2 separate regions of the Homo sapiens genome follow, and region 1 is linked to region 2. Evidence: chromatin loops called from intact Hi-C (ENCODE). Cell type or tissue: PC-3. All regions are shown on one strand.

Region 1 (8,000 bases), 430 kb before region 2:
AAAATAGACATGCATGAAAAATTGAGGACTAAATACGTAGTATTTTCTGATGATACATTTTTAGGAATAGGAATTGTAGAGTGTAAGGATGTTTATGACACTTAAGCATCAAATTGTTTCCTCAAAAGTACTATGTTAATTGTGCTACAGTTTGCAAGTGTGCATTAATCTGTTTCTTTCTTTTCTCTGCTGCTATGGTATGGATGTTTGTGTCTCCTCCAAAATTCCTACTGCAACTTCAGCATCTTTGTAATGTCCATATCTCCGGTAGTAAGAGGTGGGCCCTTTGAGAGTTGATTAGGTCATGAGGGCTCCACCATATAAATGGGACTAGTACTTTACAAAAGGGCTTGAGGGGCAAGTTTGGCTCTTCTACCATGTGAGAACATGGCCTTTGTCTGCTCAAGAGGACATAGCATTCATGGACCATCTTTGAAGCAGAGAACAGGTCCTCACCAGATACAGAACCTAACCTGCTGGTGTCTTGATCTTAGACTTTCTAGCTTCCAAAACTGTGGGAATTTTTTATTATGTATAAATCATCCAGTCTGTGGTATTTTGTTACAGCAGCACAAATGGACTAAGATACTTGCTAAAATAATTATCTTATATACATGCATTATTTATTTCAAATGCCCATTTGAAGGCAACTGTTAGGTTGAAATAAGTTTATGGATGCTCCCTGACTTAATGACAGTTTGACTTAGGATTTTTCAACTTTCTGATGTGAGAAAGCTGTATGCATTCAGTAGAAACCATAACCCTGTCATGAGTTGAGAGACTTACAACTTAGGATGCATTTTCAATTTATGATATTTTTGACATAGAATGGATTTATCATGGCATAACCCCATCTTAAGTTGAGGAGCATCTGTACTAAGTTGTACATAGGCACTCATAGGGAATAATAGAATTGGGATACATTTTCAAAAGCTATTTCACTTGAAAATGGTTGAAACAGAAATAATCCTCTGCTTAAATTGAGGATTGTCACAATCTTTGGCATTTAATAAAACATACACTATCCAAATATAGAGACATCATATGAAAATATAAACCAGGCCTGCCTTTTTAATGCTGATGCATCTCCCAATTTTTGTGTCATTCCTAATCACTCCCTTAAGTCAAAGTCCTACTTAAATAGGAAGAACAACTTATTTGCTAATTTTTTTCTCATGCCTATCAGTAATATGGCTATTTGGTTGAAGTAAATCTGCTATTATAGTTTTATGTTTTATTCATAGTAAGAAGCTTATTGCTATTATTTTGGGCTTGTGGTAACTTCTTTAAGTAGATTTAATCTCACAGTTTATCTATGTTAGGTTTTGTTTCCAAATATTATTTAATCTGTTGGCCCATAAATGGGTGAAATGTCCGTGAATCATTTTATTTTAAGAAGTTTATTAAATTTATTTAGTGTCTTTTAAGTCATGTTAAGTGGAGGCGTATTTACGAGTGTGTTTAAGACAATCTTACCAGATCACTTGATCTTACTCAATGTTTAAGCTTTATAGAAGGTAAAATAAGATGCTCATGAGTTTCTGTTACAGAATATATACTAACCCCCTCCACACACAATACACAAAATAATGTGAAGTTTGTGGATGTATGGTCAGTGGAAGTTTATACCTGAACATGAGCCACCATGATTGCTTAGTCTAAAATGTAATGTACAGAAAACTGCCATGTGTGATTGTGATTAAATTTGTCTACAATATCTTTTGTGACTCACATTCCAGGAAAGAAGAGGTTTTTTTTTTCTTTCTTTTTTCTTTTTTTTTTTTTTTAACAGGAATCAAGTAAAAACCACAGAACCTCTATATTTATATTTGAGTCTGAATCAAACATTTTCACTTGGAAGAATTTTTTCCAAAGGAGGGGAAAACAACTGTTTCTGAGTGCCTTTATTTTAGGTTAATTTTTTCAAAAGATTATCTCTGACACCTTTGCATTAAGTATCTAATGTATTAGTGGGACTCCATGGTTTGCATTTATTTCTTCAATTTGCTAAAAAAAAAAAAAGTCTACTAAAATTTCAATTTTTGAAAAGCAATTAATAGAATATCTTAGATAAGCAAAATGTAATAAACTCTTCACTATTTTTGGATGAGGTCTACTGGTATAGATTTCAGTTAATTTTCCTAATGCCTTTTTAAATTCTGGAAAGCCATCTTGTTAACCAGAGCAATCAGGGTAAATGACCACATGTAACCTATGTTACCGTGAAAACAAAGCAATATTAACTTTTCCTTAACTAGTGGCTTTGTTTATAAGTAGGAATAATAGTGAAGCTGTATGGCCTGTTTTGTTTCTCCCATATTGCCTCACTAGGTATGATGGTAAGTAATTATTGCCTAATTACAGAGCCCTGCTGTGAAATGAACACAGCCTGCATGTGTCCTATGCCTTTAACCCAGTTCGTATACAAACCAATTAGTATACCAGTCTAAAGCTAGAGTTAATGATTGCACAACTCTTAATTTTAGATTGATCATTGACCTATATGTAAAAGCTCTTAGAAGAAAATACAGTAGAAGATCTTCTTGACCTGGATGTAGGCAATAATTTTGTGGTACACACAAAGCAATAGTCATAAAAGAAAAATCGATAAATTAGGGTTTATCTGATTGAAAACTTGAAAACTTCTGCTACTTGAAAGACATCATTAAGAAAGTGAAAAGGCAAGCCACAAACTGGGAAAAACATTCATGAAACATATATCTGACAAAGAGTTTATATCCAGAGTATATAAATCAGTAATAAAAAAAGAGAACTAAAAATATATGAACAGCAGGCTTAAAAGAAAAAATTTAGAGGCTGGGAGCAGTGGCTCACGCCTGTAATCCTAGCACTTTGGGAGGCCGAGGTGGGCGGATTGCCTGAGCTCAGGAGTTCAAGACCAGCCTGGGCAACACGGTGAAACCCTGTCTCTACTAAAATACAAAAATTAGCCAGGCGTGGTGGTGTGCACCTGTAATCCCAGCTACTCAGGAGGCTGAGACAGGAGAATAATTTGAATCCGGGAGGTGGAGGTTGCAGTGAGCCAAGATCGTGCCACTGCTCTCCAGCCTGGGTGACAGAGCAAGACTCCATCTCAAAAAAAAAAAAAAAAAAAAAAAAAAAGAAAAGAAAAAGAAAGAACTTAGAAAATATAAGAATGGCCAATAAGCACATGATAAAATACTTAACATTTTTAGTCATTATGGAAATTCAGTTTAAAACCATAATGAGAGAGAGACTTTTGTACATCCAGTAAAATAGCTAAAATTTAACAGACTGAAATCACCAAATGGTGAGTGTGTAAATTAATAGGAACTCTCATACATTACTGGTAGTACAACCATTTTGGAAAAAGATTTGACAGTTTTTTATAAATTTAATCATACACAGTCCTACTAAGTATGCAAAAGAAATAAAAATGTATATCAAAGAATGTCTGTGATTCCTTTATTCACAGTAGCCAATAACTGGAAGCAGTTCTAAATGTCTATCTTCAGGAGAATGGGTAAACAAATTATGGTATATTTATACAGAGGAATGCTGCTTAGTAATAAAAAGGAATTTACTGATACATACAACTAACTTGTATGGATGAGTATTACAGATTTTTTGGCAGAGCGATGAAGCCTGTGTGTATGTATACATATATATATATATATCTCATATGTGTATATATATCTCTCTCTCATATGTGTATATATATATATCTCATATATATCTCATGTGTATATATATATCTCTCTCATATATATATCTCATATATATCATATATCTCATATATATATCTCATATATATATGTATATGTGTATGCATGTGATATATGGTCAGAGGAAAATATCAGAACACTTGTTGCTTTGGGGAAAGGGAATTTTTTGGGTAATGAAAATATTCTATGTCATGATAAAGATGTGTATCACACAGCTAAGTGCATAGCTAAGATTGTTCAAGCTTGTATAGCTAAGATTTGTGTATTTTCATATATGTAAAATCTACCTAAAGAAAAAGACTTTTAAAATAATCATTATCAAGTAGGTAGTGGGTGGCATTACAGATGATAAAAGATTGGCAGAATATTGATAATTGTTGAAAGTGAGTGATAGGTGTAGAGAGTTCCATTATTCTATTTTGTTTACTATCTATATGTTCAAAGCATTCTGCAGTAAATGTTTAAGTGTGAAAAGACCAACCACAAACAAAAGAGGAATTACTACTGCCTGTGTATTCAGAGAACACATTGAATCCAGGAGGATGCGTTGTCATTCTCTAGGTGATAGACTGAGGAGTATTAAGAATGAAGTGTTGAGAAAAGGCTATTTCAGGCATTCATGAAAATTCGTGACATATTTTACTTAGAACCACATTGTTATGTGTATGAAATGATGAGGAGTTTAGACGTTATACAATAGACCAGAGTTTTTGAGTCCTTGTTTGCCAAGGATTCTTTGAAGATTTGAATTCACAGTGTCATTATACATAACTCTGAAAAAAATAATACAAGGGCAATTTTCTGAAAAGGCCAATTTGCCGCTGTGAATGGCACATACTGTGTAATAAAACTGTTCTAGATTTTTAGAGTGATCTGAAAAAGATTTGTGAAGTCTGAAAGTTTCACATACCAAGAACAAAAATATACTTTCAACTTTTTGGTTTATCTTTCTTGTTCACTCAGAGGGCATGGATCTAGAATACCAAATCAAAAAATGAGTATGAACTGGGAAGATAAACTCTTGAGTGAGTATTCTATATTCTCAGTAGATAACAATGAGAAAGTATATATGTTCATTTTAGATCAGAAACAAAAGACCGTTTTTGAAATAATTGATTATATTTTACAAGGGAACAAGGTTTTAAAGTATTTTATGATCAAATGTCAAAGTATGTTTGTTTGTTTGTTTGTTTTCATGAATGAAGAGAATAAGTGCCTAACTTGTCTCAGATTTTGGTATCAGTTCTATAACTGTTTCCTATAAGAAGAAAGGCCTGTATAAAATAGTATTGAATATATGCAGGAGGCTTTTATGAGGTAACATTGTTTATGTGTCTGTATATGGATTGTATGTTATGACGGCTCACAGCTAAAAAGGTTTCTAGTATCCTGTATCTGTTAAAGTTGGAAGGAGATGGAAATAGGATGTTCTCTAATTTTTTTAAATAGAAATCTCATGGTTTGAATTTTTTTCCCAGGTCTAGTTTAATGAATTATCTGTTATGATCTAGGTCTCTAATTCTTCTCCCTTAATAGTTAATTAGGATAATCCAGAAAAGGAGTCCTAGGCAAAAAAAAAAAAAAGAGAGTTAAGCAACATTTCTTAGTCTAGGATATATTCCATTTTTCTTGTCAGAACTATAATTTGCTGCCCTCGACCTCTTTTCTAAGCTTTAAACTAATATTTCAACAGACTTCTGAACAGCATACTAAAAATTAATACTCCATTGGCATCTGTAATAAAAGCAAATAAAAGAGGCTATATAGAGCAAAGTGGTTTGTAATTTTTTATTTATTCATTCATTCATGCATGCATGAATGCCTATGTTTGTTTATTCTATAAATACACTGAGAGCCTCTAGAGGGTAAACTTCTGTAAGGTCTAATGGAAGCAACAGATGGATGGCAGGCAACAGAATGTTTGATAGTACTTAATGACAATAGAAAGAAAACCTAATATGATGAAAAAAAGAAAAATGAGACTAGCAGTAGAGCCATTAGCACTGAGACTTAGACATGTGTGGTGCCACTATTAGCATGTACTCTTGACAGTGTTTCTCAAGCTAACTGGGATGACAGAACATTTTTTAAAAATCTGTCAGGGGTTTATACTTGTACAAAATAGAATAAAAATTATTAGACAAACGAAATGGAAAATAAATACAAAGTACAACCCTGATGTTTTGTTATTAGGTCCAATAGTTATAAAAATTAATAAATGTTTATAAAACTTGCTAAACGCAAACTATAAATTTCTATACTGTGGTAACAATAGTTTGCAGAACCTGTTTACTGGTTTTTGACCATACTATTTCTATATCCCTAAACCCTTCAGTGAAGGGGAATGGTGATAGCATCATTGGTCACAGGCCTCTAGGAATAGCATAGCCCTGTTTCTATAGGGTTATTTAACAAACTGAATGATAGCACAGTAAATTCACTTAATGTGCCCCTGATGGAATTGTTGTGCTAAAGAATTTATTCGTTATAGAAGTCTGCCCATCAGCAACAAATTAAATTATATGTTATGAAACCTATTGAGGTGGAGAAGAATGGCATTCATTTACAAAAATTTTCTATCACAATTTTTAAATGCTGAAATTTGTCTTAGGGGCATAGTTACGATAATTTAGAAATTTATTTTCCACTGAACAATTCGTATTTCAATTGTGATGGGTAAGATTATATGAATGTAATATTTGTGAAAAATAATCACAAAATAAAATTTGGGCAGCCAGCTAGCCAAGAGAGATTGCATTTGGAGAATAGTACCAATATAAGTCCCGCGGAGGTACTTCCTCTGCCATTTTAAGATGGAATACTCTGCAGCCATTAAAAAGACAAGATCACGTGTTTGTGGGAACATGGATGGAGCTGGAGGCTATTACCTTTAGCAAACTAATGCAGGAATAGAACACCAAATACAACACATTCTCACTTACAAGTGAGAGCTAATTGATAAGAACTCATGAATACAAAGAAGGGAACAACAGACACTGGGGTCTACTTGAGAGTGGAGGGTAGGAGGAGGGAGAGGAGCAATAAAGATAACTCTCGGGTACTGGGCTTAGTACTTTGGTGATGAAATAATCTGTACAGCAAACCAACGTGACACAAGTTCAACTATGTAACAAACCTTCACATGTACTCCTGAACCTAAAATAAAAGTTTTTCTTAAAGATTTTTTTTTTTAAAAGCAGTTCCTTCTGCTCAATCATGGGAGGATAGAAAGATTAGAAATTTATTAAAACAATAGAAGCATTTCAGCAGAGAATATCCTGCACCAACACCTTTTCTTTTTCTTTCTCACTTCTTTATTAGCTAAACTATACCTTTTCTCCTTCTGATGTTTTGACCTAGTGTCATCTTAAAGAAATTTAAAATGTTAGTCTTAGTTATATATCAGTTTGTTTAAATCTGTTTTCAAAGGAGTGCTATCTAACACTTAGATTTATTATTGGCATGTACTGTTTTAGGAACTAATATCAAATGAGTGATAATTTAGTTGACATTTGACTATGCAATCCTCCTAACAGCATATTATGGTGGGTATTAGAATTATTTGGGATAGTTGGATAACTTGCCAAAGGTTCAGAGCTGGATTTGGTGAATTAAAACACTAATCTATCCTACCTCTTAGTCCCCCTCCCCCACAAAAAACCCCAGATCAGTAAAATGACACATATAAGGGACCGAAACAAAACCAACAAGCAAAAACTAACTAGGACAAATAACTATGAAAGGAGATAACAGGTGTACAATTATCAACTAATTTAGCAGAGAAGAGCAAGTTGTAATCTTAGCTTATTGAGGTGAAACCCATGAAGAAGCTGGTTTGTCCTGCAAAACCCTAGAAAGCTGTGGGAAATACAAGCACTAGGTGCTGTATAGCTCTGAAAACAAGAGGAATGGTTGAAAGTCTATATGACTAGCAGTTGTGTTCTCAAGTCCTCTTGTGCACTGTCTCAGTCAGCTCAGGCTGCCATTAAAAAGCACCCACCATAGACTGGCTTAAACAACAGGAATTTATATTTACAGTTCTGGAGGCTAGAAAGTCCAAGATCAAGGTTTCTGCTGAGTAGGCCTCTTCTTTTGGCTTGTAGGTAGCCACAGTCTTGGCTGTGTGCTCACACAGAGAGAATACGCGAGTGCTCTTTTCCCCATCCTCAGGACTTTGTCTAATCCCAGTTACCTCCTAAAGGCCCCATCTCCAACTGCTATCACATTGGGGATTAGGGCTTTGGCATATAAATTTGTGGGGGAGGGAGGTAAAAAATATTTATTCCTTAACAC
Region 2 (8,000 bases):
CTAATTACCATGAGACAGGCACAGTAAGTTTAGTACATCTCATCTCTCCCGTTCTCCTCCTTACGTCCATGCTCCCTTTTTGAAGTATGTAAGAAGGTCTCTATTTTACTTTTTCATCAGTTCTTAGTTCATTACAATGAAACAAACATTACGATGAGCATTTACTATATACTATATACTGGGGATTTCTTGTAATCAAGAAGCTTACTCGGTCCAACAGGTTGGCATATTTTTCATTCTTTTAATGGTCACACTTATTCATTCCTAAATTTGACACTGACTTATAATGATAAATAAATTGACTACCATAGATACTAAAAGAATCATCTGAAATTCAGATTATCCCAATTTCTCCCAATTTCATCCTTTATTTTGACTGGTGGTGTCTAAGTGCATGCAAGACAAGCTCTTTCTCTGTGAATTTCAAAGGGAGTGCACTAGGAAAAAACTTCATGTTTTTTTCTTCTGTAAATCGTCAATTTGGAGGGTTTTTTTGGTACAAATGGAGTCAGAGTGCTTTATTCCCTTGTATCTCTCACATTATGTGGGTTTGTTAACTGCATGAGTCATATGGCTACAACTTTTGAAAATTTCAGACTTAACAATAAACAGTAAGAGAACAGATCTCCTTTATCTCTGGAGCTGGGTATTCCGTCATTTATAGACAGTTGCCCAGAGCTATGAAATGCTGAGTGTGTGAGTGACCAACTAGGGGAGGTGTTTGGAGCAGACATTCACTCCGTCTGTGTCTGTATAATACTTGCCTGAGACCTGTTTATCTTCCATCTCTAACCTCAGCAAATCTGTGTCCGTGACTAGGGAAATGTGGGAGAACTCAAGGGGGCATAAAAATAAAAAGATGATTTCGTTTTATAAGAACATGAAAGAAACTGACATGCTCTGTTGAAGTGCCCAGTAGTTCAGAATGTGACCTTATGTGGAAACAGGGTCTTTGAATGTGACCTTATGTGGAAAAGGGGAAATTGAATGTGGTAATCATTTCTACATTCATTTCCTGGGGCTGCCATTAAAAAGGTACTACATACCAGGTGGCTGAAACAACAGAAATGTATTGTCTCACAGTTCTGGAGGCTAAAAATCCAAACTCAAGATATCAGCAGGACTGGTTGTTTCTGAGGGCACTGAGGGAGAATCTGTTCCACACCTGTCTCCTGGCTTTTGGTAGCATCAGGCATTCGTTGGCTTGTAGATGGCATTCTCTCTGCATTTTCACATTATCTTCCCTCTATATATATCTGTCTCCATGTCCAAATTTCTCCTTTTTATAAAGACACCAGTCATATTGGATTAGGCCCACCCTAATGCTCTCATTTTAACTTGATTACCCATATAAAGACCCTGTTTCCACATAAGGTCACATTCTGAACTACTGGGCACTTCAACGTATCTTTGGGAAAGATAATTCAACCCACAGCAATCACCAAGAAAGTGAAGTGACATGCAGACTTAGAAGCAAACCTAATAAATCTGCATTCTTTAAATAAAAGCCTTGTGGCTCTTCCTCCTCACACAGCTTCAGTCCTTAGACTGACTTGTGCCCGACTTAAATAAGGACTGTGTGTGAACAGAATTTTCTACCTCCTGAGGCTCTGAATATATTTCAAGATAGAACCATGAATTTGTGTATTCATTCCAGGCCAGGTCTGGGGCAATAATTCTAAATCACAGTGCCAAATCTGTTATTAGTTAACTTGTTTTCCAAGCTACTTTTTTATGAGTCTTCATTTTTTGATCTGTCAAATGGGCATGAGTATGTATGTCTTAACTATCCCACTAGAATATATAAACTCTGCAAGTATAGGGATGTTAGTGTATTTTGCTCACTAAAATATTCCAAAGCAGCCAGAACAATGTTGGCACATAGTAGGCAATTAATATGTATTAAATTCATAAATGAATAAATAGGCTTGCTACATGCATTAAGTTTATATTATGCATGAAAAGATCTAAAAGTTAAAATGTTCTGGCCAGGCGCAGTGGCTCATGCCTGTAATCCCAGCACTTTGGGAAGCTGAGGCCGATGGATCATCTGAGGTCAGGAGTTTGAGACCAGCCTGGCCAACATGGTGAAACCCCATCTCTACTAAAAATACAAAAATTAGTAAGGTGTGGTGGCACGCACCTGTAATCCTAGCTACTCAGGAGGCTGAGGCAGAAGAATAGCTTGAACCTGGGTAGCGGAGGTTGCAGTGAGCTGAGATTGCGCCATTGCACTCCAGCCTGGGTGACAGAGCAAGACTCTGTCAAAAAAAAAAAAAAAAAAATTAAATGTTCTGTAATGGAGAGAGTTTGCAGTAGAGAGGAAGAGGTGTGCTGAGGAAGTTAGAAGATGAAGTGTCTGGCCTCAGCACTGCTGACTCACTGTATGGTCTATCCTTAACTGTAAAGTAAGGGAGATAATTTCTAAAGTCTCTTTCACTCTAAAATTCTGAACTTATATTTTTATGACAGGAAATGCAGTGATAATGTGTGTTTCTAAGTCCCATGTAATAGAGGCAAACCCTCTGGTACATACTATACCTACTTTTTGTTCTCAGGCTTTCTTAGGGTCTATGACTAATTTGAACTCCTTCCTTTGTACACAGACTGAACTTGAGCCACACCCTTGAAACCAGTTGAAATGGAACCCATTCTCAAGTGTTTGGGCTGGAACCATGGAAAGAGAGCAGATGCAATGGTCAGACTTTCTCTCATGTGTATTCTTCTCCAGACTTGGTACAAAATTGAAAAGGAAGTTTCATGTGCAGAAAACTACCAGGAATGAAAAGTAGTGGGTTTGGATGACTTTCCCAGAGTGGTGGGAATTTGGAATTCTTATAATGCAAATCAATACTAAGTCCGTTTAGAATCAGACAAACAAAGTGATGATTATTTTACGTTTTTGGGCCCAGAGCAAATCTGCTTCCAGCTAGTCTAGTACCTATTAACATTTATAAAGTTCTTTCTAGTAAAGGACAAGTCTTTGGGGAATAGCTCATGCCTAGCTATTTCGTGCCTTTTCACACTTGGCATAAAACAGATCTACAAATCCAGGTTTTGATGTGGAAATTCTTCCTTGTTATAAGAATTCTGATTCTTGAAATCCTCCCTTTCCCACCCCACTCTCATCTCCTAAAACTACCTGGTGGTGAAAGAAGTCAGTGGGGAATCATTTCTTAAGCATTATGATTGGCCTGCAAGAAAAATCTACTCTGCTGGTTTTATGACCCAGATGGAGGCTCAGACCCTCTCTACCAGGGATGGCAATTCTCATTGACTCCAGACATGCATGCGCTGTCTATCCAGGGCATGTTGTGGGTATCTTCAGTACCTCTCTTCTCCGGGTTTCTAATAACTTTAACTGTTCAATTTCCGCTCCCTTTGCTATCCTATAAAAAATGCAACCCCTTAAAGTGAGGAAGCTGCCTCAGCCAGGAATCACTCAGCTCACACGTACCAATATGTTGCCTACGGAGTTCAATGAGAAGTATGTTTCTTACTCCTTGGATGAATAGCTAGACCTAAAAATCCTATTGGCCCCAAAATATCATGGTATCTTTTGGAATATAAACTCTTTAAGCAATCCTGATATGATTTCTTGATAGTGACCACTTCCTTGTCCAGAGGAGTGTGTATATGGCAGCAATTGTACTAGGTTCTGGGATATAAAGGTAAATGCCACATGAATTTGCCCTCAGAAACTTCACATTCCAGATGGAGAAACAGATAGGTAAACAACCACCTGCAACACAGTGTGAGCTATAGAGATGATAGATAGATATTAGATAGATAATAGAGATAGATATAGATAGGTAGATGATAGAAAGAAAGAATGGACAGGCACATTGTTTAGGGGAAGATTTGTTTCATGTAGGGGTTCCTGGGTGGTTGGTTCACAAAGGGTCATATCTGATCTGGGCTTTGAAGAGTAGGAAGGAAATAATATTCCTGGCAGAAAGAGAACAATGTGAGCAAAAGCAACTTGGGTGCGGTAAAGTAATGGTGAGTAATGTGGTAAAGTATGGTATCTTCTGCATGGCTGGAAGATACCGTATTTTAGGTGGAGTGGTTGGAAATAAACTGGAAAACTTGGACCAGTTCTCCAAGCTCCCACCTGGGCTGACTCTCTAATAGAAGGTCAACTTTTGGCAGCTCAGCAGCTACCCCTACTGGCAAGGCAGAGTTGGTATCATGAATTTTGAATAGGGTCTTGCCTGTCTTGGGAGCAGCATTTCTTCAAAACATGTACTATGCGTTAGCACTTCCAGCTCTAACCTTCATCCTCACCCCGCCATTAAGCTATTCTATGAAAAAGGGATACGAGGGCTAACGATGCATTTGTGATATAGTGCTGCTAATCAGCATAAGGCTATATTCAGCAATACAGGAAATGTCTTTGGGACCCCTGTAGAAGTAGTTGAGGCTACTCAATAGTTTTGTTTGAGGCTACTCAACTGTTTATATTTTCAATAGGTTTCAGTTCCCGAAAGATTATAGCAGTGTGGCCTCCATCAGCTTGTCTCCATCTTATTGATAAATTCATGAAGGTTTTAATACCAGTTACATGCCAGACATGACCAGAAACTTATCCCCATCAAGAGGGAGAATTTCCATCTTCGGAGCTGAAGAAGAGATGAGTGTAACACTTCTAATTTTTTTTCCAACACTCTATCAATTAGCTTTCCCCATATTTTCCAAAAGAAAACTTTACTTTTCTCCTCCACAGAAATTTTGGATTTCTAAGGTGAAGGAACTCCTCCTGATTCTTCAAGTTTAAGGGTGGCCACAAGAAATAAATATATGCAGTGTTTTCCCTGGGGCTTAAGTGAAAAATCTAAGGGATGGGATGAAAGGGACTGAGTAGGGAAACATGAGATTCTTTCAGAGCTTTCAGTCTACTGAAAAGTCCTCGTTTGACCTAAACTCTAATTTTCTAGGAAGTATGGGAGTCCCAGGTTACTTCATTTCCAAGGTACAGGAGATTTCTTTCTAGTTTTGATGATCTACTTGCCCTTCAAAATAAAAGGGGATATTTACAGGAGTCATTACTCTCTGTGACATCCTCAGGAATGATGTCCACCCTTAGCCCAAGCTCGAGAAGAATTAGAGGATGGGACAAAATAACATTCACTTGAGAACAGGTTTTTAGTTATTCCTAGTATCAGGACAAATGCCAAGCAATCTTTCTCACCATCTATGAATGATGCAGCAGGCCCGCCAAAGTCAAACTCTGGGATCCCTCAAGTCACTAAGTCATAACTCAAATCCACATGTTATGGAAGCAAAGACTACTCTTGGTGGCTGTTCTGGTCTAGTAAGACAGTTCTAGTATTGCTCTTGTGAGTAATAAAGGCCAGGTGTCAACAGCTCCAACAGCAATAGTAGAAGCTAAGAGGGGGACAGCAGGGACATAGGTGTCATCCGTTCCAAATTATAGTCTGTGTACAGAGAAAGTGCACAGCCTGGAGAGGACAAGGAGAGAAGAATTTGGCTTATTATCGAAACCAGACATTTTAGTCATAACTGCTCCCTGTTCTCTGACCTTTCTCCCTGTGGCTGGAGTTTGGATTCTAGTCCTAGCTTAAGTCCTTTTCTGTGTAAATCAAGAAAATAGAACTCATTCTAGGTGTTTCAAATAAAAAAAAGGGTACAATAAAGGGAAATGTGCTTAGCAAACTGTTAGAAGGGCTAAAAAAGCAAAGATTGAGAGAGGGTCCACTAACATTCCTGCCTCTTTGGCAAAACAACCGGAAAATGCTGCCACACCGTAGGGCAAAAGACCAGGAAACTGGATGAAAGGCTAGAGTGCAGTGGCGCGATCTCAGCTCACCGCCACCTTCGCCTCCCAGGTTCAAGTGATTCTCCTGCGTCAGCCTCCCTAGTAGCTGGGATTACAGGCATGCGCCACCACATCCGGCTAATTTTGTATTTTTAGTAGAGATTGGGTTTCACAATGTTGGCCAGGCTGGTCTCAAACTCCTGACCTCAGGTGATCCACCCGCCTCGGCTTCCCAAAGTGTGGGGATCATAGGTGGGAGGCACCGTGCCTGGCCAGCCTTCACATCTTGTTCAAAGATTTGTTAATGTTAAATGGTAACAAAAGTCTGTGAGTGAGAGAGTGTAGTAGAATGTATTTCTAACTGTATTTCTTCCATTCCCTATGATATAAGAGAGATTATAGAACAGGGTGGAGTGGGAGCTAAATGACAACAGTCGACATACAGGAAACACTCCTCTGGGGTGTTTACCTTCTGGGTTGAACTGCATGTTCACAGTTGGCTGGTATCTTGGCCTGTGCTGGGTTTCTACACACACTGAGGGAGCCGGTGAGATTGCTTTGTTTCCTGTGATCAAGAGCAGGCTTAGCATGTCAAAAAACGTTATCTTTGTATTGCCATCAAGCAGCATCATGTAGTCTTGCCTTGGCTTCACAATTCAAAAGTTAACATTTTTCCTACATAGTTTTTCTCTCTCCCTTTCCCCATCACAATTACTTCAACAAAATCAAATGGGCATCTTCTCATCCAAAAATACTGTTGAGCACTTTCCTCCTCCTTACTAGAGGCCTCAAATTCATGTCAAAAACCAGACAGCATTAAAGAATAAAAGGATTGAAAGGACACAAGGTAAATAGGAAGAGCTGGGTAAAAGCATATTGCAGTATAAATTAAATTAAATTATCCAAAACTCTCTGTAAGTGAAACAAAAGAGCAGAGAAGGAAAAGCTCATTAAGGCTTGTGCACTTACTGTTGGCTTCATTGGAAAAGGAGAAATACTAACTAGGTTCAGAGGGGAGATTTGGGTAGAAGGAAAGAAGAGAAGGCATTCCAAATGTGCCTATGTATATTGCTTATGTCAGAGTCAGTGAAGGTATCTGTTACGTGGGAGTTGAAGATGGTCTGAGAGATGAATGAAAAATCACACTGATGAAGATCTAGGTAGCCTCTTTGAGGCATTTGTCCTTCATAGGGTGAGGAGTAAAATCCATTGATGGTTCTTTCTTGCTACTACTCTCTATGTCCATATAGATCCAGTATTTTGGTTCCTTGTGGATATGTACATAAAGAAATACCTTAAAATGAAAGCAGAAGAGGGCACTAGGAAATGTCAGACAGATATGGAATCAGCTGTCAGCTCCACCCTTCACTAGTTGTGATAAGTAGTATTCACTAACCCTTAAGTCCCAGATTCTAGGTGTATGTAATAGGCACAGCATGAACATATCTCTCAGGTCTGTTGTGAAAAGTAAAGTGGTAAGGTGAATGATGCACTTCTCCTGGCACCTAACACAGAGTAAGCATTCAACAATTGTTAACTGGTTTTATTTTCCTTTAATAAGTAGAAAAACTAACCACTAAGTAACCACATCTAGGTGTATAGGAACTTCTAGAAACCAGACTTATCTCAAGAATTATCCCTTTAGTTCTATTTTTTAAAAAAACCCAAACTTCCAGAGTCAAATACACTGGGTAAAGTTTCCATAGTTTTGAATTTTACAAAGCCTCTCTACATGCCAGGGCTTTACATAGAGAGTGTCTGGATTCTGCACTTAGGGAATCCATGTCTCCATGATGCACATAAAAATATGAAGAGTTTGCTTCTCATCAAGCCATAGAAGAATGACTAATTATAGAATGCCAGACGAGATAATTAGATGGTACAGACAATAGCTATTATCACAAGCACTAACACATGGTTACTTGCAGTCTACTGTGCCAGAACTGTCAGGAATCCTCCAACTCCGTATACTGCTGGAATATATTGAAGAGATCACTTCATAGCCTGAGCATCTGCAGGAGCAAATGAGTGAAGAATTACTTCACCTCCAAAATAAAGAGAATGACTTGATTGCTTTAACTTATACTTGCTTAACCTTCTTGGCTGAAGGATAACATAGCACAATGTAGAAGTGCCCTCTAACGTTGATTTAGGGGCAAAAGAAAAAAAAATATTGGCTGAGGGTGGGAAGAACCTGGCCCCTGATACTTGCAGGTGTATT

Evidence for each region. Hi-C counts contacts between places; a loop is a spot of excess contacts. Peaks named below come from ENCODE experiments on the same cell type or tissue, not always from the same donor. Only the 100,000 strongest peaks of a DNase experiment are listed, where the experiment ranks them.
Region 1: a loop joins it to region 2, with 3.0 times the contacts of the local background. A loop is called at or near these places in 2 of 110 quality-filtered maps.

The regions. Positions count from the first base shown.
Region 1 is chr12:28,437,962-28,445,961 of GRCh38, forward strand. All of the region lies in intron 8 of CCDC91 (coiled-coil domain containing 91), which reads left to right. Among named protein-coding and RNA genes, the nearest start is that of CCDC91, 250 kb to the left of the region's middle. In PC-3, no CTCF peak of the experiment used is centred here; no DNase peak of the experiment used is centred here.
Region 2 is chr12:28,868,704-28,876,703 of GRCh38, forward strand. No RefSeq gene overlaps it. Among named protein-coding and RNA genes, the nearest start is that of FAR2, 280 kb to the right of the region's middle. In PC-3, no CTCF peak of the experiment used is centred here; DNase peaks (open chromatin) are centred at 668, 2,518 and 4,118; H3K27ac peaks cover 4,539 bases.